2 separate regions of the Homo sapiens genome follow, and region 1 is linked to region 2. The links are chromatin loops, found by intact Hi-C in ENCODE. Cell type or tissue: sigmoid colon. All regions are shown on one strand. Each heading gives the region's core, and the rest is flanking DNA. Links, peaks and the distances in the headings are about the cores only.

Evidence for each region. Hi-C counts contacts between places; a loop is a spot of excess contacts. Peaks named below come from ENCODE experiments on the same cell type or tissue, not always from the same donor. Only the 100,000 strongest peaks of a DNase experiment are listed, where the experiment ranks them.
Region 1: a loop joins it to region 2, with 2.1 times the contacts of the local background. A loop is called at or near these places in 7 of 110 quality-filtered maps.

The regions. Positions count from the first base shown.
Region 1 is chr11:112,826,845-112,843,292 of GRCh38, reverse strand. It overlaps LOC105369498 (a long non-coding RNA gene), which reads left to right and starts at 7,856. Exons shown (of 4, transcript XR_948020.3): 1 at 7,856-8,393; 2 at 8,776-8,964; 3 at 11,258-11,387. In sigmoid colon, for the core only: no CTCF peak of the experiment used is centred there; a DNase peak (open chromatin) is centred at 8,872.
Region 2 is chr11:112,936,059-112,952,506 of GRCh38, reverse strand. No RefSeq gene overlaps it. Among named protein-coding and RNA genes, the nearest start is that of NCAM1, 17 kb to the left of the region's middle. In sigmoid colon, for the core only: no CTCF peak of the experiment used is centred there; a DNase peak (open chromatin) is centred at 8,974.

The DNA.
Region 1 (16,448 bases), core at 4,358-12,357, 110 kb after region 2:
ATTGAATGCACTTGCCTCACAGGGATTGAGAAAGGTTCACAGGAGGGGCTCTGGGGGGCCTCCGATCCCTAGGATGAGAGAGGCCAGACTGGCCACATGAAGATGGACTGGTTCTTTTTTTGGAGATGTTTGAGGATCTGGTCTTGGAACTTGGTAACCTTTCCAAACCTTGGGGATGCACCTAGACTTCCAGTTCCATTCTACACAGCAATCATTTTGCCTATCTTTGGGGGAAGAATAGGAAAGACTCTATTTGATAAGATCCAGAATCTCAGATCTGGGAGAATAATGGCCATCTGCTTTCCTATGCCCAGCTGGACAGGAGATTCTGCCTTGAGAGGAGGAGAATTGGTTCAACTCCTAAGGAAACAGGAGGCAGTATCTGACGGTGCTTTTGTGACTGGATGTCTCAATGTAGAACCCAGGGCACATGAATTCATGCATGCAGATTATACCATGGCTAATGGCTTGTGGGTCAAGTGTCCCTTCCCCCTCTCCAGCTACTTTATGTGATGTGTGGTGATTTGTTTATTCTGAGAATTAATATAACAAAATAATTTGGAGTGTGAAATTTGGAACTGGACATAGCTGGCTAGAATTCTGGCTCTATTGCTTACTAGCTATAAAACCTTGGGCAAATTAACCTTTCTGAACCCAGTTTCTACCTCTGTGAAGTAGGAAAAATAGTGCTCACCTCTCGAGGTTGACATTAAGACTAAACGAGGGAGGCTGTGTGTGTGTAGCACTCAGAAATAACTTAATGAATGGTGGCTGTCATTATTAACATTGCATGTGTCTTTCAAAGAGGCCATATTGGGGAGCAGAGGGGCATGGGTCTGGAACCAGAGTGCATCTGAGAAGGCGGAGGCTGCATGCAGTGAAGGGGTCTATAGGAAAGCACTGGAGCCTGGATTCTCCGGCTGGACTCATCTTGGCACCTGACTGGATGAACCAGATAGGAAGACAGAGCAAAGTCGAAGCTTCTTTGCTGTCCCAGAAACTAACTCCCTCAGCATGATCCCAACCCACCCAGCTGTGAAATTGAGATCATTACCTACTTCCTCACTGCTCCCTTTACTTGTTCTCTCATCATTCCTAAAACAGGTGTATGCGGAGGCAGGGGAGGGCACAGCCCCTTAGCCCTACATCTGCCTGGGACCCCTCTGTTTCCTGCAGAGAGTTCTTCTGCAGTCATCTCTCTCTTCCCTATGGCTGTCATTTAGGCAAGGACTTCCATGCACTCCGTAAGCCACCTCCAAAGGTCTCCTCTCCTTACACACACTAGTAGCTGTTTGTCCATTTGTTCACTCAGTCAGCTATTAATTAACCAGGTGCTGGGTGGGGGGCAGATCCTGTGCTAGGTGCTGGGGACACAAGGGTAAACACGTTGTGGTTCCTCGAGTTATTCAGTCATCTGACAGACCCTGAAGGGACTCAGGATGTGGCTGAATGTGATGAACTGCTGGTCAGTGGCCACCCCCCTCCCCTGGTGACAGCAGCACATGGAAGGAAAAAGCAGAATCTTGTTGATTTCAGGTGGACCCCAGCATAGCAAGGGGGTGTAAGGTGGTTCCTCCTGTGCTACAGCTTTGGGGGCATGGTAACTCAGCAGGGAGGAATGGATGGCATTGGAAGAAGGGAACTACCTGCCTTTTGTGGCTTCAGGGGGTTCTATGATAGACACAGTATGAAGAGACCATGAGCACAGTCAAGGGTCCTGAAGACTCCCAAAAATAACCAAGGAAGATGTTGCTACAGGTGAAGGGGGCTGAGATCTTGCAGTTCTGGAAATCAACAAGCCTTTGGGTATTCATGTTAATGTGTCCTGCTTTTTGCATAGGCTGAGGAAGCCTGGGGAAATATGGGTTTCCCTAGAAGAGAGCCACATTGCACTCAGAGTGGAAATTCACCATCCGCCTTCCATTTTCCCCTCTTCCCCAAATTCATATGTTGGTGGCATAAGGGGCCTGATGCCACCTACCTTTTGGGAATATTCACTCAGCAAGCAAAGTTTGCATACAATAGAATCCCACCTTCCTCTAGGATGGGGCTGGACCAGCACAACATGCGCCCCTACATGTGTGTTCAGAAGGTAACCGTCATCCCTCTCTTCCAGGTGGGGTTCTCCCAAGAATCTTTTGCCTCAAATCCCCATCCCGACCCCTTACTCATACCCCTTACTCATGTGACTCTGTTCTGGCAACCATATACCTCCAAAAGGCTGGGGGCTTTGGATCAGAATTCCTCCAAATGAACTTCCTGGGGACCCAGACTTCCCCTCCTCCCTTCTCTAGCTACACTCTCTGCCTTGCTGATTTCACCCAGTCCTGTGACTCTAAATAACATCCATTAGCCAATGACTCTCAAGTCTAACCACTCATACATGACATCTCCACTTGGATAATAAATCATGCTGCTATAAAGACACATGCACACGTATGTTTATTGCGTCACTATTCACAAAAGCAAAGACTTGGAATCAACCCAAATGTCCAACAATGATAGACTGGATTAAGAAAATGTGGCACATATACACCATGGAATACTATGCAGCCATAAAAATTGATGAGTTCATGTCCTTTGTAGGGACATGGATGAAGCTGGAAACCATCATTCTCAGCAAACTATCGCAAGGACAAAAAACCAAACACCGCATGTTGTCACTCTTAGGTGGGAATTGAACAATGAGAACACATGGACACAGAAAGGGGAACATCACACTTCGGGGACTGTTGTGGGGTGGGGGGAGGGGGGAGGGATAGCATTAGGAGATATACCTAATGCTAAATGACGAGTTAATGGGTGCAGCACACCAGCATGGCACATGTATACCTATGTAACAAACCTGCACATTGTGCACATGTACCCTAAAACTTAAAGTATAATAATAATAAAATTTTAAAAAATGCACTTTAACTCTCTCAGAGCTCTTAACTGCACTTCCACATCCCGACCTGTTCCTTGAGTCTTCCCCATAACAATAATTAGCATCCCATCTATCTGGTGGTTCCAGACAGAAACTGGAGAAATCCTTGATTCCTGTCATCTCTCATCTTCCACATCTAATTTATCAGCAAGTGCTATCATCTCTACCTCCAAAATATTTCCCATACCCTAGTACTTATTTACACTACCTCTCGAAACAAAACTATCACCTTCCTCCCCTGAGCTCTGCAAAAGCCTCCTAATTCATCTTCCTTCTGCTCTTGTCCTGCTTCAATCCATTTTCCAAATAGCACTTTTCATGTGCTTTTGAAAATACATTATTAGACATCATTTCCAGCAGCTTCACATTACATCTAGACTAAAGACACAGTGTTTTGGCATGACCTCCTCGGGCCTGCCTGATCTGTCCCACCTACCTCTCTGTGCCATTCCCTCCTTCAGCTCTCCCCAGCTCCCCCCAGCAGCCCCCCACCTTCTCACTGCCTGGAACATCGCCCTTCCAGATCTCCAGATGGCTGAGTTCTTCCTAGCACTTGGGCTTCAACTCAAGTATCTCCAGCTCAGAGAGGCCTTTGGTGTATCAATTTTAAATATTCCCTCATGACATCCCAGTCAATCTCTAGTTCATTTTCCTGTTTATTATTATCTGCAATTATTTGATTTGATTATAGGTTATCTGTCCCCTGCCACCTCCTGTGTACACTGTCCCTCCAGCATTTAGAACAGGTCTAGAACAGTCGACATCCAATATATACTCGCTGAATGAATAAATGAATGAACACTTTTTGGAAGTTGTTTGCGGTAGAAAGATGAGAAGAGAAGCAAAAACCCAGTGCCCGAAGGAACCATTGTCTAATGAGAGTTTTCACCTACTTAGCACTATCTGTATGTCAGTTCTCCACATGAGAAGTCCCACTGAATCTTCAATAATCCTAAGAGGTATGCATTGTTATGATTTCTATTTTACATACGAGAAAGTGAGGCACATGGAAGTTTAATATTTGGCTCAAACTCACATAGCTAGTGAATGGTGGGGACGGGGCCCAGGCCTCGCCATCACTGGGCTCCCAGGGAACATTCTGTGGCCCCACTCACACACTTCCTTTGAGTCTGGAGGAGTCAGGGTTGCCATAATGTGACCCTCAGGGGATGCTGGATTCTGGCCCAGGGACAAAGAAGCAAGTCTTGACTTCTGCATCTTGTGATTCCTTAAGACTGAGAAGCTCTGCAGGGACCACTCTGCTTTTCCCAGCAGGGGACTGAAGCAGCCTGAGCTTGGTCCAGTGGAGAAGCTGCTAGACTGCTATTATTTCCCTTTCCTACACATATGAGGCAGCCACAGTGATTTGGGGACAGCAGGAGAGTTATGTGACAATGATTCTTGAAGTTAAGGAATGTATGAAATGACTTCTGCTGGGCCTTGCCAGCCTGCTGAATGTTGATGCTCCGGAAGCAGAGAGATAATCAGTAGAGTGACCACCTGTTCTTGGGCCATCTTAGTTCTGGCTGCTGCTGGGGGCTGGTGCCCATGACCTTGGGTGGGGTCCCTAGGGTGCATTCAGGAAATAGCGTGTTAAGTAATGGAAGCCTCCGTCAAGGGGCCATGATAGATCTGTTTTTGGCTGCTCCCTGATGGGGTGTGATTGATTCCCCCTGGATCCTGGATCCCTTTTCTTACTTATTGAGTGTGGTGATGGATTTTTGACAAGATTGATTTTGACCTGAATACTGCTGAGCTAAATGAATCAACATTGTCAATTTCTCCTCCTGGTCTCAAAGGATAGTTAGGTGGATAAGGACATTTTTCTTTCAATTGAAATACTTTTAGCTTCTCTGGCTGCCCAGCCAAAGGCATCCCTCTGCCAGGGCCCACTGGGTGCCCTCACACTGGCTCCTTCTTGTAGCCATGAATGCAGGGGTCTGCTTCCTCCTTCCTTCCAGAGAGGTCCATTCCCCTGTCAGACCAGTCTCCGTGCCTGCAGGGCTCTGCTTCTCTCAGACATTTATGACAGAAATATGAGCAGTAAATTGGGCTTGACTGAGTGAAGTGGAGAGAGAGATTTTTCTCTCATCTCTCTCAGAGCTGTGATTCGTTAATCGGCACATTACTTACTTTCCCCCAAACCTCGGATTCGTATCCAATCTTGAAGGCACTGCTGATGTATGGCCACTAGCTTCTTGGAATGGGATTTTCACATTAATCTTTGCTCCCTCAGAGTCTAAACAGTTTACACAAATGGTTCTAAGACACCTCAGTTTTCCTGCCTCTCTCTGCTTTCTCCAGATTTACACAGCTAGATCCACCGCTGGGCTCACCTGCGCTTTCTGGCTTCCTGGGTCCTGCCTGGGAGAGGAGGGGGTGCAGACAGTGGAGGAAGTTGGACAGGAGAGGGAGCTACCATTGCTCCTGGCCTCATCTGTACCCGAAGAATGGTTACCCTGAGGGGTGGGCATTGTTCTCCTCCTTATATTATTCATACTGTTTATGAGACTGCATAAACTAAACAATATTATCTAATAACTAACACAAGATGACTACCCATTGCTGCTAAAGGCTGTCTGCAGTGCTCCTCATTCGTTGCATCTGATCCTTAGAACAACTCTGCAAAGTACAGATGTTTTAGCGATGTTTTCAGATGGCCAGCCGGGGCTCACAAGTGTCAACAGCCTGCTCAAGAGTGCCCAACTAACCTAGTGCTCTTTCTATCATGCCCAACTGCTCTGCCACCCAGTGGAGGTTTGAGCTAAATCACACGCAGTTCGGACAGTTCAGGCATGATGATAGCCAGGTTCCCCAGTCAGGTGGCCGAGCCCCACCAGACCCTGAGCCAACCGAGGATGCAGCTTTCCTAGGGAGGAGCCTGAGGCACCTATCGGGGGATCCCTGGTCCCTGGCCTTACCCTGGAGCATCACCCACCAAGTGCTTCTCCAGGACCTGGCTCTGGGTAAGTATGGCTGGCTGAACTCTTGGACCTCTTGGCCCTAGGAACACAGCACTGCTTCCTGGGCTGGGTGCCAGCTCCCAGCTCTCAGATTGTGTCCCTGATCTCTCATTCCTCATTCTCTCCCTTCATTCTCAATTCACTTTCTACACCCATTATTCTTTAACAATTATTTTGACAATGACTAGCTTCTAAGGAAGCTCCCTAACTCATCATCAGAGAGACTTCAGCAGCCAATGATGGAACCCGGCCTTCCTCCAGGTCAGGAGGAACCTCAGCAGCCAATGATGGAACCCGGCCTTCCTCCAGGTCAGGAGGAACCCAGCCCCGGGTCCCCACTGAGATAATGAGCCATGAGTCCTGGATCCATGATTCCTGAGTCCAAGTCTGCAGCCTTTTTCATGACACCACATTTCCACCTCCAGCCATTCTCTTCCCACACAAACAACCCATTGACATTTTTATAACTTTATTAGACTTAGCTCACATTGTTCTCAAACTGGGGACATGTAATTTGGTTTGAGGAGGTGGGGTTTCCTGAGTACTGTCGATGCAGGCTTAGCCTGAAGATTATTACTGGGTAGAATATTCTAGAGAGGAAAGGGCCCCTGCTCCACTGCTGGGCCTGTAATGAAATGAATAGTCCTGCTGTTTTTTGGACAGGCACCTCTGAGCTAATAGCAAGTCACAGCAGTGCAGGTCCCAGGAGAGTGGCACTCCAGCCTGAGGAAGGAGTGACCCCTTCAAGCTGGGAGTCTCTGGATCCAGAGGTCAGCCTCCTCTTCCTGCCCCATGACCATCAAACACTGTGGGCACTGCTGAGAGACAGAGGGACTCAGAAGGGTGCTCAGAGGCCGTGAGGGGAAGGAATGGCAAGGTGGAATGTCTGCAGCTGAGGCCTATAAATCTGCAGGCCTTTCCCAGGGACTAAGCCTCAAGCAGAGGAGCCTGTGGGACGTTGGGGGAAGCCAAGGGGCAGCTCTCTCCTGTCATTGGGCAGAAGCTGGGACCGGGAGAGGGCGGAGCTGTGGGGGCAGTCAAGGCCCCCGAGTGGGTGAGTGGGTGCTTCCGCCAGAATGGAAGGGTGGGGGTCTCTGGTTTCTGTCAGACTCTGGGGGCTCGGCCTTTCCGATGCTCTCGCAAATCTGATTTATTTTCCTCCTAGTAATTCATCTCATCCTGACAGCTTCGGTGAAGGATTAGCTGCCAAGAGAAGGCTCTCTGTTGCCTTACCACACCAGGGAAAGCCAACTCAACAGGGAACGCCTCTTCTTGAGCGCTAACAAATTCTCAAGAAAAAAATGCAGACAGGCAGACTCAAAAGGGCCAGGTCCCTCAGAGAGCTCTCTCTTCTAATACAAATTCCAGGTTCAGGCCCAGGAGCTGAAGGTTCTGCCCCGGGCCGGTCCCTGCTCAGGCAATGTCTTCTCCCTGGTCTCCCTTCCACCGCCCCGCCCCGCGCCATCTTCACTCTGAGTGATCTGATTTGTGCTGTGAGTAGTGCAGATACCTCCTGAGATCAGCGTGGACGATTCTGGACTCCTTCCATTGGGGTCATTTTACTGACTGGTTATTCATCTGGGTCCAGAGGGAGGGGGTTGTGGGGGGTGATGTCTGGCTGTTGCTTAACTCCTTTATTGCTGGTTTGTCCTCTGCCTAGTTAATGTAGGAGCTTCCAGTGCTGCTCAGAGGCAGCTGTTCCCCAGAGAAGGGTGCAGCCACCTCCCCGCCCCAACTCCCCGCAGTGAATCTGGTGGTTATGTGTCTGGTCTCACTAGCTGGCACCTGCAGAGTGGGTGGGCCCCTGCTCTGTTGTTTCAGTCTACAAATCTAGTCTAAAATGTCTGAGGACTGATCTTCACTGTCTTGAACTCATCTGCTATGGAATAGGCAGGTTATAAAAAAGACAAATCATTTGCAGAGAAAGATCTCCCTATGCTAGGAGAAGTAGACAGAGATAAATGGAAGGAACTGCTCTCCAAGATTCTTAGTCACTTCCTTTTCTTTACAGGGGCAAGCTAGCCTGCTTTCCACCAGAGCATCTCCCTCCAAAGATGCAAGTGTGTGGAAATGAGACTGCAGGGAGAACTTCCAGGCAACAAAGGATGTGAGACTATAGAAGAGGCACTATAGCTGGGCTCATGGAGGAGGGATGCCGCTCTGGACTTTGCCCAGGGGATGCTGGATCTCTGATATGAAGGAAGAAGAGGGGGAGGAAGGGTCCCCAAGCCTCTGACCTTGATCTGAGCATCACAGAAGCCTCCTCCCCTGAGGATCCTGCAGTAGCCAAGCCACCAGCTTTCACAGATGATGGCTCACACTGAAATAACTTGTTCCTAGGGTAGTTGGTGATCAATGACTCAAATTAAACCTTAGAAAAGTTTTTTTTCTTCCTGACACTTTATAGGTTTCTCTACTTATCTCCTCCCTGGATGGCTGTATAAGCCAGATGACGGCTACCTGAACACTCTAGAAAAAGTGAATTCACAGAGGCTTTCACAGGGGTGAGTAAACCCTTGGATTGGCTGAGGGTGGGGGTTCCACCTGCCAACACCCAAACCAGCAATAATCCTTTCTAGGCAGCCACCCACTGTTTCTCTACCCAATCCCCCTTTCCCTGTTTACTATTTCAGCCTTCCTGGGTTGGTAAGAGCTGTTTCCTGCACCTCAGCCTCCCTCCCTTGTTCACATGGTTTCAGCTTCTAAATCAGGTTATCTCTCCGGTCTGCATTCCCAGTAACTGAATTATCTTTACATGAGTACACAGAGGTCTGGGCAGGGTGGGAGGGGCTGTCTGGGCTGAAGATTGTCTTCCTGGCCGCTCCCTGTGCTTGGTCTGAGCAGCCTCTTAAATGATGCTCCTGATCTCTTCTTCTCCCTCTGCAGCACAGCCTCGCAGTCTGGAGGGAGAAGAGGGCAAAGCAGTCTTCACGGATGCCACCTACTGCCTAGCTGGGCAGAGAGCCAGTGGATCAGAGAGGCCGGCTCTGTTCTTGGCAGGAAATGAGGGGCTGGCATGGAAATGCCACCCAGGCTGGGAACAAGATCTGTGGAGTGGCAGCCTGAGTGGGTGAGGTGAGGGGGAGTAAAGGACAACCCAGGGCTCTCTTGTCAGCAGCACTGGTCCACAGGGATCTTCAGTGGTCAGCATTCCAACATGCTGGGCTGGGCCAGGCCATAGAAACCCACTCTTTGTCAGTGAATCCCAAATTTCAGTGCACCTCTGAATCACTTTGGCAGGAGGGTAGTATTTAAAAGGCCGTTTCCCAAAGCCTAGCTCAAGAGTTGGATCAGGAAGTTCGGGATGAAGCCTGATAATTAGTCTTTTAATAAGCCTTCCTGGCAGGAGATGACTTTGAGAAATGTGGGTGTAGAGATTCAGACAAGAAAGCTAATAGGGTCATTGAAAGCCTTTTACCTACCAGAATGGGATCAATACACACTTCCCCAACTTTGAAAACAAGGTTTCTCCTAATACTGTCCTTGGAGCTACCCAACACCCACACTCCTATTAAAGCCACTAGGGGTGTTTGCTAAAATGCAGATTATGGGTTCCCAACACAGATGTATTGACTCAGAATCTCTAAGGGTGAGGATTTGAATATACATTTATAAAAAGCACCCTAATAATAATAATAACCTAGGTTCATATAATGCTTCCTCTGTGACATGTTCTTTAATATTAGCTCATTTAATATGTACAACAATTTGTGAGGTAGGTTATATTATTATTCCATTTAGCAAATGATGAAACTGAGACCCAGAGAGGTAAAGTAACCTGCCAAGTTTATACCACTACTTAGTGATTGAACTGGGATTCAGACCTAGGTGCTGCGATAGTTGGGCTCCTAATGTAGGAGAGGAAAAATATTTGTGCTCTACTATCTTATGTTTAGTGCCTGGAGCCTTTGAATTAAACTGACGAAAGGTAGATTAGCAGGAGGAAAAATACAGAGTTTATTTACCCGTGTAACAGGCATACATGTGGGAGAGCTCTGTGATGAGTAACTCAAAGGAGTATTAGAATTTGGGGCTTATGTACCATCTTAACAAAGGATAATAAAAGTGGAGAACAAGGGAAATAGGTTAAGGGGTGGCTGGGCTACAGTTTACTGTGGGGAGGTAAATATATGAGGAAAACTAATATTTGAGGTAAGATAAGAGTTATTTTAGTGAGGTTTACCTATGTAGAGCCATGTGGGCACTGACGTTTTGTCTCTAATATAAGGCTTGTTCACTGTACAGAACAGGGAAGGGGGAACACCTTCACAAAGGGAAAATTATGCACTGCTTCTAGGCAGAGAGAAGGTAGAGAGCTCTTGCCACGTTTGGTACATCTTAATTGCCTTCAGTGGTATACTTTGGAAGGCATATTCTGATTCCCTTTGCTAACCAGCATACCATATAGCCCAGCTTCTTCAGATGGAGGCTAAATCTCAAAACCCCTTATCAGTCATAATTGCCAGCTTCTGACCACCTCTGCAGTAGAGGGAAGAACCTGAGCAGAAGCTGATGTGGTGGTTGCTGAAGGTACAGGCCAGGAGGCAACTTGATGGTCTGTGAAGAGCACTGCTCTGGGAGTCAGGAGACAAGGATGTGCTAGGAACATGCCAGGTGACAGTAGGCAAGTTGATCCTCCTTTCAAGGCTTTGGTTCCAGCCATCTGTCAAGAGGATGCTAAGCTGGATGACTTCTAGATTCCTTCCCAGCTCTGACATTTGAAAATCATGTGCATTTGCCTTTCTGAGCAAGCTGAGGCAGTTTCCTGGAGGCTCTGTGTGTGTGTATGTGTGTATGTCATAGGGGAGAGGACTGTTATATGTGGGAGAAGTAGCCCCAGCCCAAGTCAGGCTGGGCATTTGTGTGTGGCTGCCATAAGTCTGGGTGTATCCCAGGCCAGGCCAGTGGGGAAGGGTTGGGACTTACGAGGGCAGGACTTGTGCTGAAATCAAGGCTGTTTCTATCTCAGCTGTTTGTCTAGTTTTGTCCTGAAACAATGCCCTTAGGCTCACCTAAGGAGAGAATGAAAGGCATAGAGACTGGGAAAGCTGTGGGGATAACCTAGAAACAGCTTCAGGGCAACAGAGACCTAGAAGTAGGCACCAGCTTTTGCCAACTGTACAGTCTTCTTTTCTACTTAGAAGCCAGCTCCAGGTAGCAGGCTGGGCAGGGCTAGGTGGGGCCGGACATCCTTTTGTGGTCTAATTCAATTCCTTGGGCCAGTTCAGGCCTGTGGAGAGCTCCATGGGAATGATCCACTGGGGAAAAGCCAGCCCCCACATTGATCCTGCAACTTCCTCGTGTAGCCTCAGCTATCTAGCAGCACATAATGTGGTGACTGAAACTGAGTCCTTCTCTGACCATACAGCTTGATCTGCAGTCCTTTCATCTCAAAGAGAATGGCCAGCAAGGAGCCCATTCATGGAGCCTTGTTGGACAACTCCACCTACACAGTCTTCAGTGGTGCTCTGGAGAACAGAAGCTGACAACAGGCTATGGTATGTGTGTGTCTATGAATGTGATGAGTGGGTGGTCAGGCACTGGTGTTTGATGAGAAGCCACTGGTTGTGGTTACCTTTGCAGCAAGAGACCATCATCTAGTCTCAGCTCCCATCTTTTTTTTTTTTTTTTTTTTGAGATGGAGTCTTGCACTGTTGCCCAGGCTGGAGTGCAGTGGCGCAATCTCCGCTCACTGAAGGCTGCAAGCTCTGCCTCCCGGGTTCACACCAGTCTCCTGCCTCAGCCTCCCGAGTAGCTGGGACTACAGGCACCTGCCAACACGCCCGGCTAATTTTTTGTATTTTTAGTAGAGACAGGGTTTCACCATGTTAGCCAGGATGGTCTCGATCTCCTAACCTCATGATCCACCCGCCTCAGCCTCCCAAAGTGCTGGGATTACAGGCGAGAGCCACCACACCCGGCTCTCAGCTCCTATCTTAAAGCAGAGACTGCCCAACCCTCCACATCTCCAGGGGTGGAGGGGGTGGTGTGTTCAGACTGTCTTTCTTGGTGCTCTACATGGATGGTCTCAAGACAGCTTCAACTTGGATATGGTTGGTGGCATGGCGGGAATGCCAATGCATTTAGTAGCTGGGCATTGGCCAACCAAGCAATTTACAGGGTTGAGGGAATGGCTTCAAGCCAGTATCCCTTGGGGCATGATGAGAAACCACCAGCCCTGGGGTCATCTATGTGATGAGTATTTGCTTGTAGAGCAAGATGGTGGGTGGGAGCTGGGAGGGACCTTAGAAGAATGCTGTGGTGAGCTAAGAGGGGAGACCTCTGAGAGAATCAAGCCCAGGTTCCTGCTAATGGAGCAATTATTAGCCTGCTGGTCTCCAAAGCACATCCTATAACCTAAAGCAGCATCCTTGTCTGCATCACTTCATGCCGGACCTAGCTGTGATACATCCTCAGATTCCAAGTCTGTTGCTTCAGAGGACAGGGAATGTGCCAGTACTCTCTGATAGAGGTGGACTCGAGGCGCTTCAACAGTTTAGTGATTCCTCCTCCATCCAGCCCTTCTTGATCCCCCTGGTCTGACCTGAGTGGTCCTTTCCTCTACTCAGCTCTGCACCTTCCTTATCACATTGTATCACAATTGCTACAGGTCAGTCTTCAGGTAGATTGAGAGCTCCCAAGAACAGGGACTTGCCCACTGTCTTGCCCATCTTTGTGTCCCCAGCCCTTGGCATATGGCATAGCTTAGGAGCTCTGTTAAAAGTTGTTGAAGGTTGTTGAGTGGATTGTGGACAGGTCTCTCGGAGATTTCTGCCTTGACAGGCCCTCTAAATCCCTTTCTTAGTGGTTCACCTCCTTCTCCCAGGCCCTGTTTCTCCCAGAGAAACACCTCCTCCAAAGCAAGGAGGAGGAGGCTGAGCACATGGTGGTTGTGGAAGGACACTTGGGGCTGACAGCTGCATGGTTGTATCATGAAAATGGCACCCTCACTGGGTGAAGACTTCAGCTGCCCAACACTCCACCCAGGGTTGGAATGAGAACCACAGGCTCCCTTCCCCCACCCCGGGGTAGCAGGCCCTCAGCTTCTCTCTAGCCAATCTATCTAGGCAGACATGGAGCTGTTGTCTGGCATCAGAGGTTTTCCTTGTTATGGGTCAGGTAGAAAAACAGCTTGCTTCCCAAGGAGAAAGTAGAACTTTGTCAGCACACAAGGGTAAATATTGAGTGCGATATGGTGCTAATTAGCTGCACAAAGGCCATTAGCATTAATGAGCTCTGTCTCTGTGGCTCAGTCCCTCTGCCGTGAGCAGCAGCACCATTGCTTTGGTCCAGGCTCACTGGCGGTGGCTCAGTGTGCTAGCTGCTGCTGTGCGTTTTTCTGATGCTTTTGTCTTGGAAGAAAAATAAAGACAGCTAGAATTACAATGAATTCCCTTTTCTTTTAACATTTCTTGGAACAAATGCAGAAACTTCAGGTTAAAGATACACTAAAAAGATTTTATTTGTTTCACATTCCCAATCTTAATCATGCCTTCTCATCAGACTTTGGACCACATAGGCTGGAATTGAAGAAAGTAGTAGGGTGGAGGAATGATCATAACCAGAATTTTAGGGGAACATTTAGTAGGTACCAAATACAGAACCATACACAACCTTGTTTAAGCCTCACAAGAACCACATAAGGTGGATTCTATTATCCTCATTTTGCATATGTGGGAGAGTGAAACTCAGAGGGGTTAAGTAACTTGCCCAAGTTCCTCCAGTTAATAAATGAAAGAGCTAGGATGCTTCAGCTGTGCCTGAATCCAGAGCCCATGATCTTAACCACGACACTGAACTCATTGGAAGGGAGTGCAGGAAGGATCGTACTCAACAGTCTTGCCTCTTCAAAAGTGGAGGAGAAGAAAAAAATCAACAAAGGTTTTGTTCATCACTTATTAATAAAGATATTTATTTATGGTTTATTTAACATCTACTATGGACTGGGTTTGGGGATGTAATATATTGTTCTTGCTCCCATGGAGGCTGTCATTAAGAGATGAGGTAGTATAAACAGATAACTACAATAAAAGGTAGTATGGTCTATGGCAAAGATAGGCACTGTGCATTGTGATAGCATGAATTAGGGGGACCTAAATGTATGTGGGGTATGAAAAACATGACAGAATCTTTTAATCTCTTAGTCTTTTTTGGAAATATTTTTTAAGCCTTTTTAATTGGTGAGGAAGTGAACTGCAGTGGATGGTGAAGGCTTCCTGGAGGATGCACTGCACGAGCTAAGCCTCAAGGAATAGTCTGTGTTAGGTAAAAGTAGCAGGGGAGGGGTACTGCTGGTTGCAGGGTCACTTGGAGCAATGACTCGGAGGTGAGATACAGCAAGATGTGTGAAGGGAGGACTACAAGTATGTTTCTGTTTGTAAAGCATGAAATATGGGGCAGGTAGTAGTGAGGAATGAAGCTAGGGGAAGGTGAAAGTAGGTCACAGAGGGTCTGATAGGCAAGGCAAGGGAGCTTGGACTTTATTCTCAGCAAAACGGGGCTCCCGACAGACTTTTAAGCACAGGAATGGCATGGAAGATGAGACTGACACCATTCACTGATGGGTGAATGGTGGCTAGAGGCTAATGCAGTAGCTTGGGCAAGAATGGTGGTGGCCTGAATGTGAACAGTAGTTGTAGGAATGGATATAGGGGACACATCTGATACACATTTGGGAGGCAGAATTGGCAGCCCTCAGTGGTTGTCTAAATATAAGAGGCTTGAGGGAGAGGGAGGAGTCAGGAATAGCAGTCAAGTCTCTGCCTTGGGAAATCTGATATGGGTAATGACATGTTATTTACACATAAGGTCTGGGGACAGGGTGTGGTTCAGTTTGGGGCGTGTTGAGTGTGGCATTACTATGGAATACCTAGGTGGAAATACGTAATACACGGTTGGATATGAGATATAGGGCCTACAAAAGCCACTTGGAGCATCCTGATAACAATTGAGACACTAAGGATGTTTGGGATCACCCGAGGTGGTTGTTGTTGGAGAAGAGTTGGTGCACAGTGCATGCCCACACTCAGCGTCTTACCACTCTTGCCCAACTCTGTCTCTAGGGTAGAATCAAATCCCTGATTGCTATACCTGAGCTTATCTCTCTGATCCTCAATGAGGCCACTGTCTTAGTCCATTTGTGCTGCTATAAGGAAATATCTGAGACTGGGTAATCTGTAAAGAACAGAAATGTATTTTCTCATCATTCTGGTGGCTGGGAAGTCCAAGATCAAGGTACCAGCAGGCAAGTGCCCAGTCTCTGCTTCCAAGATGGCACCTGTTGCTGCATCCTCCAGAGGGAAGGAGTGTAAGGAGTCCTTATATGGCAGAAGAGTCCAAAGAGGTGAAAAGAGGCAGACTCCCTCCTTCGAGCCCTTTTGTATGGGCACCTAATCCCATTCATGAGGGCAGAGCCTTCATGACTTAATCACCTCTAAAGGCTTCACCTCCCAGTACTGTTGCGTTGAGAATTAAGTTTCAACCTGAATTTTGGAGAACAAAAACATTCAAACCATAACAACCAGATGTTTCCAGTTCTTCTACTCCACAAGTGTAGCCCCCTTGGGATTATACAGGAAGATCCACTGGCAGTAGTGTAACTCTAGAACTCCTTCCCCACATTTCCTGACATGGAAATGGCAAAGAATTATTGGATCTAGCAGTGACGCGGGGGAAATGATTACTGTCTTCTCTGTCTCCACTATTCCCAAGTATTTCAGCTCTTTCTCACTCTCCAATTCTCTTCTTGTTGGGTTGATATTGCAGTGGGGGTTTGATCCTAGATGGGTTGATAGTGCATAGTGAATCCTGATAGTTAAAGAGGGTTAGGCACAGCCTGCTTTATGCTTGAAATTGACTCTAATGGTTCTTTCCTGCTTCTAACCCTTTTTCCCAACCCCACCTAATACTATCCATCTGGTCAAGGTAACTAGGGACCCCCCCCACCCTTATGGCTCTCTGAACAAGACCCTTACATTTTGATGAAATTACATTTCATTAAAACTTGCATATCCTTTGTTTCATTTTCTTACATCATTTCATCCTGCTTTCCAGACAGCTCCCTAATATAACAAATTCCTTAGGATGATATCTAGGTCCAGCGTTAGTGGGCCAGGTGGGAAAAGAAGAACAGTTATTGACAGGTACCAAGGAAGTAGGTACAAAAGCAGTGCCATGAATTAAGTCTAAAGGCCAAGCTAAGGGCGGAAAAGAAAGGAATGGATAGCAGGATTAGTAGGAGAATCAAAACCAGGGTGAACCAGAATTAAGTGGACAATGCGTGGTGATGAACTGAGACCAACTCCTGCTTTCTTCTATCAGGAAAGAGATTTGAGGATTGGAAATTATCTAATAGGTGCTGGTATCTACCATCCCAGATGGCTCAGGCACAGCTGCTCATGGTTAATGTGAGGCTTGTGTAATGTAAGCCAGGCTGAGGAAGGGGTCAAAAGTTGTTTAGCACAGTAATTCAAGAGTAATTTTTCTGCAAGGAGCAAGGTCAAAGACACATTGAAGGAAAGGCTCTATTTTCCTCAGATGAGGTCAGATAGAGGGAAAAA
Region 2 (16,448 bases), core at 4,485-12,484:
GTGCCTGTAGTCCCAGCTACTTGGGAGGCTGAGGCAGGAGAATCGCCTGAACCCAGGAGGCAGGGGTTTCAGTGAGCCGAGATCGCACCACTGCATACCAGCCTGGGCAATGGAGCAAGACTCTATCTCAAAAAATAAATAAATAAATAAATATCGCTAAGCTTCCAGAAGTTCTTAAATAGGATTTCAGTTGGAGACATGAATTATTTTACATGTTTTAATATGCACTCCAACTGCTGAGTGGAGAACATCTTGTAGGGAGGCAGGAGTGGGTGTGGAGAGGCCAATCAGAAACCACTGCAGAAATCCAGGAAAGAGATGATGGAGGCTGGGGAGGCGGTGGAAGGGATGCAGACAAGTGGAGACAGAATTGACCAAACTTGCAGATGGATGTGAAGAACAGTGAGGAGAAATCAACATGTAGAAGATGCAGGATATGTTTGCTTGAAGGGGAGGGGAAATCAAGAGTTCAGTTTGGGACAAGTTAGGTCTACCTTTGAGACATCCAAATGGAGACATAAAGATGATGGTCAGATATGAGAGCCTCAAAGTCAGAGGAAAAGTCTTAGCAGGAGATATGACTTTCAGAGTCATCAGCATCCACAGTACCTAAACCATGGGAAAAAATGAGACCACTTAGGCAAAAATATGGAAAGAGAAGAGCAGAAGACCCAGGCTTTGACTCTGAGAAACATCCATATCATGAGTTCAGATAGAGAAAGAACAACAAGCAAAAAGACTGAGATGAGATGAAATTGAAGTAGGAGGCCAACCAGAGGAGAGCAGTGTCTCAGCACCAAGAAAAGTGAGAGTTTTGTAAAGGAAGGAGGTGTCACTCTGGTGAATGCTGCTAAGAGGCCAAGTAAAAGGAGGACAGAGAAGAAAATCCACTGGGTGTGGGAACATGAGAGTCGTTAGGAACCTTCACAAGAATGAATTCACACTCTCTGGGATCAAAGTGAGTGCCTAACAGATGTTAACTATAACAGTAATAATAATAAGGTCCCTGCTTTTTCCTTATTTGACCTTGTGTGATGATAGAAAGACATGTGGGGCCTCATCAAGGGACGGGAGTGCAGCACTGGACAATTAGCTATTCACAAGTAGAGGTTGGTTTTATTTTAAGGAGTAGCTAGGACTCCATTGCTTTTTATGAATAATTATCATAGCAGTTGTGGGCAACTGATGTTTTAGAAGATTTGATTACATCAGTACTTGCAGGAAAAGGAAAAAATATTTTTGTTTCTCCCCTGCTATCTTTATTTCTCCAATTTAATCCTGCCCATCATCTTCACCACTCTTCCTCTGTGCTTTCTGTGGTTGTACTGCTTCCCTTTGTCACACATCAGAATACCATTCGGCATCAGCCCCAGCACCAAAGAGAGGGGCCTTGTAGGCAGAGCCAAGGCTAAATGTAGGTCTCTCTAGGTTCATATATATCTTTGGGTCCAGAGAGATGCCTATCCAGGGATCCCACGCCACCTTTTCTCCTAAGCACAAGCACCCTAGAGAGTGAGGAAAGAGATAGGAAGAGGAGGAAGCAAGAAGGCTGCTATTCACTATGGTTGACAAAGTCATTCATCTCATCTTCCCCCCTCTTCTTTGCTAAAAGAACTGAACTGTTTCCCCAACCTTGACACAGCCATGGCACAACATCTCAATACTCTGGCACCATCCTGAAGAAACAGAGTGCCTAGATGATGTTGTTAGCTCTACAATAGTTACAGAATCCTAAAGAGCTCAGAATTGGAAGTCAACATGGATATAAATGAATCCCCACCTATGCCTTCCAAAGGCTGGCAGACATTTTTATCCTTGCTCCTTTGCTCCTTGGGTGCCAAGATTTCCATAGCTTCCAGGGGCTCCAAGGAGACACAGCATTCATTCCAGTCATACACTCTGCAAAAGAAATTCCTTGATACCTCTGCAAGAACTGTGGAGTGTGGAGTGAGCCAGGCATGTTCCAGCATGGGAGGCTCCCACGCCAACCACCATCTATCCTTGCACAAACAAAGAAGAAATCAAGAAGAAAGATTCTACTCAGTGAGTCTGAGCAGGAGAGAACTGTGACAAACACCAGACCTCTCCTCCCATTGCCTGTCACTGCCCCACCCAGTGTTCCACCATAAATATCACTCAGAATGTTTGTTGAAAGAATGGAATCAACAAGCAAACCCACAAATAGCTCAAGGTTCGTTTGCTCTGGGGCTTCGGCCCAGGATTCCTTCCCCAGCTCCCATGGCTGCTGTTCAGGCACTTGTCATATCTCACAGAGTTGGCTGCCAAGCCTCCTGACTAATCTCCCCACCTCCACTCTCCCCTTTTCAAATCCATCTCCCCCAACCCCCAGAGCCATCTCCTTCAAAGAATAATTATGAGAAGCTGAACGTGTCACGTACCTACCTAAAACCCTGTCATGGCTCCCCATTTCCCCCTGGAATGAAGTCCAAGCCCCATGAAGGCCTTCTGAGGGACCAGGCCCCTGCTCTCTCAGTCTCACCTCTTACCTCTTCTTATGTCACATGGTGGACCTGAGTAATAGCACACACCAGCACCATCCTGTGTAGGCAGACTCCAGCTCATCCTCCAAGCTTTTATGGAATAATCTCTTCCCTGACCCTTCCCTTCCCACCTCTTGCTCCTTACCCTCGTCCCTTGGGTTGGGTGCTCTTCCCAGAAGCTTCCAGGATCTCTTGTACTCACCCCTATCACAGCACCCAGATCCCACATTGCAATCTAATTGCCTGTTTCTGGCTCTTTTTCCTCCACTAGCCAGTGAAATTCTATAGGACAAAGACTTTAATTTTATGTATCACTAGTACCTAGCATGTTGGCTGGCACATAGTAGGTGTTCAGTGCTTATGATGGAATGAATAAATAACGTCATCAATAAATTCTTCCTAGACCACTTGCCTTGGATGTGGTAAAAGCTACCTTTATACTATTGATATAGTTTGGCTCTCTGTCCCCACCCAAATCTCACTTTGAATTATAATAGTCCCCACATGTCAAGGGCAGGACCAGGTGGAGATAACTGAACTCATAAGGGTGGTTTCCCCCATGCTGTTCTCACGATAGTGAGTGAGGTCTTGTGAGATCTGATGGTTTTATAAGGGGCTTCCCCCTTTGCTCAGCACTCATTCTCTCTCCTGCCACCCTGTGAAGAGATGCCTTCTGCATGCTTGTAATTTTCCTGAGATCTCCTCAGCAATGCAGAACTGAGTCAATTAAACCTCATTCCTGTATAAATTACCCAGTCCCAGGTATGTCCTTATTAGCAGTGTGAGAACAAACTAATACAGTAAATTGGTACCAAGGGTGTGGGGCACTGCTATAAGGATACCCCAAAATATGGAAGCAACTTTGGAACTGGGTAACAGGCAGAGATTGGAACAGTTTGGAGGGCTCAGAAGACAGAAAAATGTGGGAAAGTTTGGAACTTTACATAGAAACTTGGAGGACTTAGAAGACAGGAAGATGTGGGAAAGTTTGCAACTTCCTAGAGACTTATTGAATGGCTTTGGCCAAAATGCTGATAGTGATATGGAAAATGAAGTCCAGGCTGAGGTGGTCTCAGGTACAATGAGGAACTTTTTGGGAAATGGAGTAAAAGACACTCTTGTTATGCTTAGCAAAGAGACTGGTGGCTTTTTGCCCCTGCCCTAGAGATCTGTGGAACTTTGAACTTGAGAGAGATGATTTAGGGTATCTGGTGGAATAAATTTCTAAGCAGCAATCATTCAAGAGGTGCCCGAGCATAAACGTTTAGAAAATTTGCAGCCTGAACATGCAGTAGAAAAGAAAAGCCCATTTTCTGGGGAAAAATTCAAGCTCTGCATCCCAGCTGCTGTAGCCATGGCTAAAAGGGGCCAAAGTACAGCTCAGGCCATTGCTTCAGAAGGTGTAAGTCCCCAGCCTTGGCAGCTTCCATGTGGTGTTGGTCCTGTCAGTACACAGAAGACAAGAATTGAGGTTTGGAAACCTCCACTTAGATTTCAGAAGATGTATGGAAATGCCTGGATTTCCAGGCAGAAGTTTGCTGCAGAGGTAGAGCCCTCATGGAGAACCTCTGTTAGGACAGTGCAGAAGGGAAATGTGGGGTCAGAGCCCCCACACAGAGTCCCCACTGGGGCACTGACTAATGGAGCTATGACATCCTCCTTCCCCCAGAATGATAGATCCACCTACAGCTTGCGCTGTGCCCTTGGAAAAGCTGCAAGCACTCAATGCCAGCCATGAAAGCAGTGGAGAGGGGGAAGCAAAGCCACAGGGATGGAGCTGCCTAAGACCATGGGAACCCACCTCTTGATCATCATGACCTGGATGTGAGCCACAGAGTCAAAGGAGATCATTTTGGAACTTTAAGGTTTAATGACTGCCCTGTTGGATTTAAGACTTGCATGGAACCTGTAGCCAATGTAGTTTTTGGCCAATTTATCCCATTTGGAATGAGTGTATTTACCCAATGCCTGTACACCCTTGTATCTAGGAAGTAACTAACCTGTTTTTGATTTTATAGGCTCATAGGTGGAAGGGATTTGCCTTGTCTCAGATGAGACTGTGGACTGTGGAGTTTTGAGTTAACACTGAAATGAGTTAAGACTTTGGGTGACTGTTGGAAGGGCATGATTGTGTTTTGAAATGTGAGGACATGAGATTTGAGAGGGTCCAGGGGTGGAATTATATGGTTTGGCTCTGTGTCCGCACCCAAATCTCACCTTGAATTGTAATAATCCCGACATGTCAATGGCAGGAGAAGGTGGAGATAATTGAATCATGGGGGTGGTTTCCCCCATGCTGTTCTCATGATAGTGAGTGAGTTCCCATGAGATCTGTTGGTTTTATAAAGTGCTTCCCCCTTTGCCCAGCACTCATTCTCTTTCCTGCTGCCCTGTGAAAAGGTGCCTTCTGCCATGATTGTACATTTCCTGAGGCCTCCCTAGCAATGCAGTACTGTGAGTCAATTAAACCTCTTTTCTTTATAAATTATCCCGGTCTCAGGTATGTCTTCATTAGCAGCAGGAGAATGAACTAATAAAACTAGGTAGGAGTTGCTAAGGGAAAAATGCATACAATGGTGACAACAATTATAGGTTTAGCACGTAAAGTCAAATTTCACCTTAAGATGTCTTAGAAAATCTTAGAGAATCTCAGGCCAGTCTCTGAAACTAATCTCTTATGGTTCTGATTCTCCTATCCCAGATTAATCAAGAAGATTCTATTTTCTCACTAATGTCATCCTTTTTCTCCTGATGAAGCTCAGGTGCCCTGGCACCATGCCTATCTCGACAGTAGTTTCCTCTGGTATCTTAGTGCCTCCTTGAAACCCTGGATTAGCAGCCCCCAGATCTCTGCAAAAAGATCCCTGCAAAGAGATCTGTCCTGGTTGATGGCTCACAGCTCGTATTTCCTCCTCTCTTCTTCGCATTGTCCTCTTTTCCTCCTGTCTAATGCTGGGCCCCTTTTTGCTTTGCAAATGCAGTTCATGATGAAATAGGGCAGCAAAACTCTGTGTTAATGATTTTCCATCTTTCTGTTTGCTGGATAATTTTAGGTTTCTTTTCTTCCTCTATGATTTCTAAACAAGTGGATGGGGACATTATTTCTCTTCTTAAAAACTCTGTGTCCCTGGGTCACAGTACAGACTAATTTATCCACTGGCAACATTTTTACTCACTTTGTCTGCTAAAGTAGTGAGAATACAAATAGTTTCTGTGTTCAATTAACCTCCCAGCAGCATGAGGGAGTTTGGAGCAATAAACAATACCTTTCCAACTTCTCAGCATCTTGCTCTGCCTACAATGTCTGCCCCCTTACCTGCTACTTGTGTGTTTTCTAATTTGTTAAGATCATTCTCAATGTGTTGCTCAGAGCAGAGCTTATTTCTCCAAAAGAGGTCCGGTCAATGTGGAGGCCAGTGGAGCCATTGCCACTTCAGCTCAGAATGCTACGAATTGTCCCATTCAGTCCAGAGTCACTCTGATTTGCAACTAGTTATGCAGGAATTAAAATCCCAGTACAGACCTCTCTTCCTATCCAACCTGTCTCATTGTCCGAATGTGCCTTGGAAAACCTGATATGAGAAAATTGATAGAAAGAAAAGAATATTTATGTTGCACAATGATTGCTAAAGGATCAGTAAAAAAGTTACTATCTAAGTTCATTCAGATAGTTCTATGCTCTTACTTATTTGTTTAAGCACCTCTATATTTCAGGGCTTATGCTAGGCACAATCTAGTGATAAACAAGACACCCTTTCTCTCCTCATGGATAAAGAGGAAGAAGGAGGACAGAGGAAATCAACATTGGTATGTACATTTTTGGGGGCAAACCATTCTACTTACATACATTTATTTACTCTTCATATGACTCCCTGAGGGAGTCAAAGAAATTCCATACTTTGTTCAAGGATCTGAGTCTAGGACTGTCTTTGGCACTGTAGAAGCTGGGTTCTGCAGGGATAACAGCCAACCTCTAAGTCTTAGTGACTTAAAAACAACTAACGTTATTTGTTGAGGGTTCTGTTCTATGTTGTCCTTGGTCGGAGACTCAATCTGAGGAAGGCTCCATCTCCATGATTCCATGATTATGGAAGCAGAAGTTAAAAAGGAGAGTGGTGAGTTGAATCACACATAGGCCCTTAAACTTTCCATCTGGAAGTGGCCACATCCTTTACACTTCCAGTTTCTTGACCAATACAAGCCATATGAATATTCCTACCTTTAAGGAGGCAGGGAGGTAAAAATCTGTTATGCCCAGAGGGAGAATCAGAAATATTTAATAAACAGCCTAATAACTACTACAGGCTCCAAAGCCTACATTCTTTTCCAGTACATTATATTCACAACTACTGGGGAAGATTAACTACTTTCAAAAGGGACAGGGGCAGAGATACATAAATCCAGAGAGCTAGGAGCCAATACCAAAGAAAGATCAAAATCAGGAATGAAGATAAGTTATCTTTGAAATATACATGAACATCAGTGAGGAATGGGATCCTTTTTGACACGATTCAGATTTACCCTCCAAATTTACAAGCACCAATAATAATACACACAAGAAGTGAGACCTTGCTATCATGAGATCTTTTAGGATTTTAATAACTAGGACGTGGTTCAAAGACCTGTTATACAATAGCCAATTTCTGGCTAAAATTTATGTTATGACGAGGTTTCCAAGTATAAGGAAAGAGCCTGCCACCTTTCCTCAGTTCTTTCTGTTGCCCTTTTGCTATAGATGAAACTACTGGAGACTGGGGTTGTTCTCATTTATTTCTGACATAATATCCTAGTAATTAGCTGTAAATTTAAAAGTGATAAATATGCATGAGAGCCAAGCTTGGAAGAGCTGCATAGCTCCACACAGATAGAGATAAGCCATCCATAGAGAAGCAAAATTATGGAAATCCTTATCATAATCTAGGAATAAAGATAAAGCCTCACCCTTTCCTAGGCATAAATGTTGATTCATAGGTGGTCCAAATGAGATCATTATGCACTACATCAGGCAACGTCACATATTGTTCATCTAATAGCACCGTGCTTAGTCACTGAGAAGCTCAATTACTCAAAATCAGACACCAAATATCACAGAGGAGTCCCCTTAGGCCCTCCCTACTTTAAAACACACACACACACACACACACACACACACACACACACACACACACGCCCCTTTCTGCTCTTCAAGTTAGGAAGAAAGTTGTACATTCTGAAACCACTTATGAGTTTAAATCCCAAGACAGCAAAATGATACAACTGCATGGTAATGTGGATTACCACCTGGGGGAAGATGGCTAAAGCACCTCTGTCAATGCACTTGAACTGAGAGGACTCTTTTCCAGGGCCAGCTTCTTCAAGACACCAGAGGATAAAGGGGTCTGTTTGGATTTTAGAGAAATTTGATCCACTTGGTTGCTTACACTGGGGTGGGTGTCTTGCTGTGATGGAATGCATTTTTCAGCTACGATCTGCTGTAGTCATTTGACATGTGCCCTAACAATGAACATATTTTAATATTACTTTACATTTTAGAGAATTAAAAGGCAAGCATTGATATGAATAAAAAGATTTGTTCGTATTCTAAACACAAAGGCTAAAGTCTTTCCATCTTTAATTAATGAATTATTTTATTATTTATTTGTCTGTTGAGACAGGGTCTTGCTCTGTCACCCAGGCTGGAGTGCAGTGGTGTATTCATGACTCACCGCAGCATCAACCTCTTGGGCTCATGTGATTCTCCCACCTCAGCCAAGTAGCTGGGACTATAGACATGTGCCACCACGCCTGGCTAATTTTTGTATTTTTTGTAGAGATGGGGTTTCACCATGTTGCCCAAGCTGGTCTTGAACCCCTAAGCTCAAGAGATCTGCTCACCTCAGCCTCCCAAAGTGCTTGGATTATAGGCATGAGCCACCGCGACTAGCCTAATTTATTTTTTTAATCTTTTAATCTTCTAAAATAATCACTGTGATTTAGATCTGGGGACTGCTGTTTTTCTCTATCTGTGTGAGTAACCAGAGTGAAGGTAACCACAATGCAATATCAACTTGACATCCCACAAATACTCATTGAACACTTAATATGTGTAAGGCACCGAGCTAGGTGCTACATACGTGATAAACACAGTTTAGACTTATTCACATTTGGTTCATCCTAGTTCAGATGTTTGTTTACTGTGTTAGTAATTCATTAAAGATTCATTTACTTAAAATAAAAAAAGAAAAACACCTTCAAACCAGACTAGTCTGTGTTTTCTATGTATGCAAGTGTTAGATACAGTAAATGAGATGTGGATTTATTAACAATATGTAAAGGAAGAAAGCAAGTTCATAACCTTTACTCATTTTTTTTAAAAAATGAGAAACCATATTTACACTAATCTTCCCAATAAGATTTTCTTTTTGTCATCACTTCTCCCCTAAGAACGGTACAGTGGCTTTGTAATGCCTGGGGCACCAAGCCCAAGTTCCCTTTTCTGGACTTCAAGCCTCACCCTATCCTACTAAGTTGATTTCTCCCTGTTTCCTGGCATGAATCCTCTATTAAGGTCAAATTGTTCCCCTCCAGTTCCCAAACATATGCCCTGCTGATTCATATGGGCACTCAAAAAACACTTACTGAAGCCTTGCTTTATGTGCCAGGCTCTGTGATGGGCCTGGAGAGAAATACGATGCAGTTTTGTCTTTAAGGAACTCACGGTCTAGGGTATGAGAGTACAGAGACAGGCACGTGAAGTAAGCACTAATCGTGCACAGTGTACTTGGGGCCCCTCAAAAGGAGATAATTGTGTGTGTGTGGTAGGGGGAGATGTGTATTGAGGGAGAGGTCAAGGACAGCTTCAGAGGAGAGGCCAGCTGAGCTGGTCATTGGACATTTGCCAAATGAACAAGTGGAGAAAGGGTATTTTGGGCAGAGGGACATTCTGTTCGAAGGAATGTTCTATTAGGTCATATTGCTCCTCTAGAAATGCTCTTCACTCTTGTCTGTGGCTGTTAAACTCCACTTCATCCTCATTTTTAGACTAGCAGCAGACACGCTTAAGACGGGGGGAAAACGTCAATGATTCAGCCCAATTCTCTCATTTCACGGAGGTGAAATTTGAGGCATAAAGTGTTAAGTTGTGGCTCATGCTTTGTCCCAAGGTCCACATTCACCAAATGTGTTTATTTATTCAATGTATATTTATTGAGCATTGACTATGAAAGGCACTATGAGAAATACAAAAACTAATTGAACCCAGATTTTTCCCTGCAATAATTTATTTCTCTTTAGAAATATATGGCCTAGAGATTAAGAGCGCTTTGGTGCCAAGACACATCTGAGTTTGAAGCCTCAATCCTTGACATTCTTGTTACTGACCTTGGATTAGTTCCTCATCCTGGCTGAACTTAAGTTTCCTTTTATGAGAATGAGGATAATAACAGAATCATCATCAGAGGTTTTTATGAGAATTCAGTATGATAACATTTGCAGAGCAATAGCACTCAATAAATCTTAAGGTTTAGTAATAAAGCCTTAATTCAATATAGGAAAATTAAGTGATGGCACAGAGTAGGTGCTCAATTAAGAAAGAGTTGGATGATTAATTAATTAAGATTTCATTTCCAAGATCTTTACCAATCAAAAATTTACATATAACTCCTTGATCATCTCAGTTCCCTAAAGCTTTATGTCAGGCAAAATTAAAATGGAGATTTCCCCACTAAGGTCCAGTAATTTCTTATACTGTAATGAATCCTGATTACCCTATTAGTATCATGCAATCTTTAAAATTGGTAGGTCTGAAAACTGTCCTAAAAATCAGCTGTTCTGTAAAAGAAGAGAGCGCCTTCCTGGTTTTATGGGTTACACCATTTAGCCATTTATACTCTATGCCATTTGGGCTCTACAGGGATTGTGGGGCCTATCCCCTGCTATTTGAAGCATTGTTAGGAGAAAGAAGGTGTCCTTCTAGAGGGAAAAATAAGAATTAAAGAAGAAATTGAGAGAGATAGATTGTGATCTCATGTAAGATGAAGCTTTTGAACAGTGGAAGACCTCCACAAATGGAATGGATTACTTTCTAGGTAGTGAAGGGTCTTGTGGCTGTAGGGGTTCCAGAAGATATAGGTCAGCAGTCATCATTCTGTAGAAGAGACACTTAAAGTGACTGGGAAATAGAATCAGCAGGGCTCAGGTCCCTTTCAATAATAAGCTTCCTTGATTACATTCAACCATTTAAGCAAATATTAATTGATTGCCTATTCTGGATTAAGTTCCAGTTCAAACTGCTAGCTAGACGGCAGTAAATAAAACAATGTCCCGATCCTTGTGGAGACTGCACACCAGTGAATTTCCTATGGAACCTCTCAGCAGGGTAACAAACATCCAATGTTTGATATCAGAGCAACTGAGCTGAATTTTTCCTTTAGATGTAAAGATATCTGTTGCCAGGCCATGAGAGGAAGAGCCTTTGTCAATCTGCACCACTTTGCCTTAGGAAAATCAGGCAAGAGAAGTAACTCAGAGTGCCATACATGGAATAAAAAAGAATAACTGTAAATGCTGGGGCTAAAACAGTCCCAAACCACAGCAGTAATGCTCGAATCATCAAAATCCTTCAAGATAAAGTTACAGGCCATGACTTAAACATTTGACTTGTTTTTATTTTATGTGCTACACAGCTCAAAACCCAATCTTTCACTCTGTAACCATCCCTGGTTTGAGTTTGGGTTTGAACAGCTGCCCAGCCCATCAGTGCATCAGTGCGTTTGAGCAGTAACTCATGCAAAGACATTTAAGAGCTCACAAGTCCTCAATAGACTAAAAGCAAAGAGAAATAAGATTCCATAGCAACAACATGTCACTCTAAATCATTGTTGCTGTTTCATGAACAAAATGAGGATCAAAATAGAAAATATGGCAGAGAGTAGCACCAGTTCAGCAGATATGATCAACTATTTTCAGGGAATTAGATCACTTTGGTTAGCGAGACAACAATATGCTCATTTTTGTTAGCTGAGCTGTTAAATTCAAAAGCTAGGAAAACTTATCATTATTTGTAACTTCCCTTTTCAGTGAAAAAAGGGTTTTATCCCATCCCTTGTTCTTTGCATCCGGTTATCAGTGCTAATGGAGACAGTCAGCATGAATTCAGAATGAGGGAACTTGAATACTGCAATTGAAAAACCTTTGCTGATTTGATTAAAGTTTTGCTTATTATGGTAAATATTCCAGCAGCCAAAAAGTAGTAGTAAACATTTGGAGGGCTGAGCTAGGGACTTACCTCGCTGTGGGATTTGCTAATCAGGTATTTTTGTTTAAAAAATATAGATGTACCCAAAATGAGCTCTCATATACGTGAAAGCTTGGAGTAAGCTGCATTGGATCAGCATGGACTCTCACCACATACACTGCTTAGAATCAATATAATATCAGGCAGAAACAACTTTCTAACATAAACAGCAAAGGGAAGCCTCTTGGAAATTATTTGATAAACTTTTCAAATAGTAACTGCTTATCTTAGAGTTGGCTCAAGACAGTGCATGTTGGAAATGAAAGAGCCTAAGAACAAAACAAGAATTTTCTTCAGTGTAGCTGGACATGAAGATGGTTTTGTTGTAGCCATTTGTTTAGAAGGAACAGGGGAGTGAGAATCAATTCTCATGTGCAATAAAGAAGAGGTTTCTTGTGTGCTCAAATACTCAGGAACTATAAATATTAAGACTCTAATTTTAAAATTCAGACAATTTCTATCTTTTCCCTCTGTTTTGACAATAAACAGCTATGTCTTTAAATGTGTTCCTCTTGAGGAAGTTTTCTTTTAGAGGCATTGTGTACTCTGAAATAATAAGCTTGCATTATTTCTGCTAACGTGTTCATCGCAGGTGTTCCAAGGTGGCATTATTGTCCTACAGATTTCTTTCAAGTCTACAAGCGAACTGTTTGTAAAAGATCTCTGTCAGTTTTATCTCTTGAGTCCCTTCACAATTATCTGGGGCTCCTCCATCCATGGTGGGACCCTCCTGTAAGAACTTACCAGGGTAATAGGTATACGTATGCTGTTATTGTGTTTTGTTTTTGTTTTGAGACAGAGTCTCACTCTGTCGCCCAGGCTGAAATGCAGTGGGGCAATCTCGGCTCATTGCAATCTTCTCCTCCTGGGTTCTAGTGATTCTCGTGCCTCAGCCTCCTGAGTAGCTAGGATTACAGGTGAGCGCCACCATGCCTGGCTAATTTTTGTATTTTTAGTAGAGACAGCATTTCACCATGTTGGCCAGGCTGGTCTCAAACTCCTGACTTCAAGTATTCCACCTGCCTTGGCCCCCCAAAGTGCTGGGATTACAGGCATGAGCCACCGTGCCTGGCCATGCTGCTATTGTTTTTTTTAACCATTTTTATTTACCTTGACATCTTGATGTCACTGTTGGCTAGATTATTTTGCCATCTTACAAGGGAATTGAATTTCCAACAACAAACATATATTAAGTGTTTTTACCTGGGGATATGAAATGAATATTCTTTAAATTATTTATCATCTTTATACCATGAAGAAAAGAGTGGAGCTGATCTTCTTTGTATACTGTATGTATTATCTCACTTAATTTTCATAATAACAATATGGGGTAGGCTTTACCTATATTGGCTATATTTTACTGATTTTTTTTTAAACCTGATGTCCAGCAAAACTTACTTGCCTTCCCATTTATTATCCACAGAGCAAAGTCATCTTTACAAACATACATTGAAATGTTTTCAGCCAAGACGTAATCACTTGACTGAATTTAACTTCCCACCTGAAGCAATTAAAAACTGGACAAAATAGAGACAATGATTTTTAAGACATTAGATACCAGGCAATTAAGGACAGTGATCTCTTAGAAATAGGAAACAACAGAGATGAGCTCTACAATCATTTCGTCTTATTACCCTACTAATTTCTATGTCATGGCACAAGGACTCCTCTGAGTTGAAGAGACAGAGCCAGGAATTTAGAGAAACCAAGGTGGCTAGAGTTCTTAGAACAAATTACGGGAGAAGAGTAAACTCTACTGCAGGAAGCTCTGGTGATCTACAAAGGGTCTCATTAAGTCTTCAACCAAGAACTGATCAGATTATACATGTGAAGAAATTGCCCGAGGCTGGGAAAAGCACTGCGGAAGATGTACAGGGAGCAATCACTGGAGATCATACAGGATCAGGAATAGTTACCTTTCCCATCAGCCAGATTGGAAAAACCTCATAATTAATGGGGCATTGAGTAATATACTCAAAAACATTATGCCTCAGAAGTAGAGTAAAATTCATCCGAGACAAACTGCTATTCTGCCCTCACCTAAAAAAAATAAAAGCAAGAAATAAAAGGTTCAAGCTGTTTCCAAGTAACTCTACTGTGTCTCAGAACAAAACTTAAGAATAGGTATGGGATACAAAAATATCCGGCAGCCAAAAAAGTAAAATTCATGCCTATTATCCAATCAAAAATTAATAAGCCAGCAAAAAAAGGAAGACAATATGAACTCATAAGGAGAAAAGGCGATTAATTAAACTGGCCCAGAAATAACACACATGATAGAATTCATAAATAAGGACATTAAAATGTATTATACCATGTTCCATATACTCAAGAAGCTACAGGAAATATTGAATAGTTAAGTAGACAGAAAATATTTTAAAACCCAAATTTAATTTCTAAAGGTAAAATCTATAATGTCTCAGAGTAAGTAAAATACACTGGTGTGGGGCAGATTAACAGCAGATTAGATATTGCAGGAGAAAGATTCATAAAACAACAAAAACTATCCAAAGTTAAACAAACAGAAAAAGACTAAAAATAATTAGCAGTAGTGAACAGTAGGACATCTTCAAATGGCCTAATACACATGTAATTAGAGTCTTCAAAATGGGAGGAGCAGAAAAATATTTGAGAAAATAATGGTCAAATATAATATTTTTCAAAGTTGATGAAAACTATAAACCCACAGATCAAAGATTTTCAATGAACTCCAATCACAAAAGCATGAAGAAAACATCACCAAGGCACAGCATAATCAAATTGCTTAAAATCAGTGATATAGAGAATACAGTGTAATCACCACTTATCTGTGGTTTCCCTTTCCATGGTTTCAGTTACCCGTGGTCAAACATAATTTGAAAATAGGTGAGTACAGTGCACTAAGATATTTTGAGAGAGAGAGGAGAAAAAAAAGAAGAGAGAGCACATTCAAATAACTTTTTTATACTATATTGTTATACTATTATATTATTCTATAATTATTCTATTTCATTATTAATTATTGCTGTTAAATTCTTACTGTGCCTAATTTATAAATTAAACTTTATCATAGGTATGTATGTATAGAAATAAACATAGTATATATAGGTTCAGTACTATCAACAGTTTCAGACATCCATTGGGGGTCGTGGAAAATATCCCCTGCAGATAAAGGAGAACTACTGTATGTTAAAGTACATGGAGAATAAAAGACACATTACTTAGAGAGGGTCAAGATAAGAATAAAAGCAAACTTCCAGTCAGAACAATGCAAGGCAAAATACAGTAAAACAATAGCTTTAAAGTTCTGAAAGAAAAAAGTCAACCCCAAATTCTATATATCCAGTAAGAATGCTTTTCAGGAAGGAAGACAAAATAAAGCATTTTTTAAAAAAGAATTTATCACCAGTAGATCTATACTACAAAAAATGTTAAAGGATGTCCTTCAGGAAGAAGTGAGACTAAAGGAAATCTGAATCAATGCAAAGGAATGTTGATGACCAGAAATGACAACTCAGGTAAACAAAAAATACTTTTTCTTGTTGCTTAAATCTCTTAAAAATAATTGGTCATTTAAAACAAAAATAATAAAAATACATCATGCAGATTATAACACATAACATGAAATGTGTGACAAAAATAGCACATAAAAAAGAGGAGAGAATGACAAGTATACAAATGTAAAGATCTTATACTATACATGAAGTGGTCTAATATCACTTGTGGGTAGATATTGATAAGGTAAACATGTACTATAAACTCTAAAGCAACCGTTACAGTAATACAACAAGAGTTATAGCTAATAAACTAACAAAGGAGATAAAATATAATCATAAAAACACTCAATTTCTTAAAAGGAAGGAGAAGAGAAAAAAGTGAGAAAAACAGATAAGACAAATTAGACATCACATATCAAGATGGTAGTTTAAACTCAAACACCTTTTTAAAAACACATTAAGTGTAAATAGCCTAAGTATTCCAATTAGAAGGCAGAGATTAGCAGATTACATACAAAAGCAAGAACTGTACTTAGCCAACAAGAAACACACTTTAAATATAAAAACACAAATCGGTTAAAAGTTAAATAACAGAGGATTTACACTACCTGATTTTAAGTCTTACTATAAAGCTATGCTAACTAAGACAGTGCAGCACTGGTGCAAAGCTAGACAAACAGATCAAGGAAACAGAATAGAGAGTTATGGAGAATAGAGGTCTATTCAGAAATAGGGCTACACATATGGGATCTACTGATTTTTTTTTCTTTTTTTTTTGAGACTGAGTTTCGCTCTTGTTGCTGCCCAGGCTGGAGTGCGATGGCATGATCTTGGCTCACTGCAACCTCTGCCTCCCGGGTTCAATCGAACCTCCTGCCTCAGCCTCCCGAGTAGCTGGGATTATAGACATGCACCACAATGCCCAGCTAATTTTGTATTTTTAGTAGAGACAAGTTTCTCTATGTTGGTCAGGCTGGTCTCGAACTCCCTACCTCAGGTGATCAACCCACCTCAGCCTCCCAAAGTGCTAGGATTAAAGGCATGAGCCACCACTCCCGGCCAATCTACCAATTTTTTAATGCAAAGGCAATTCAGTAGAGAAAGATTAGTCTTTTTAAAAATGCTACTGGAATAATTGCTCGTAAGCAATAGAAAAGGTGACACCTTATAAAAAAATTAACTCTAAATAGATTATAA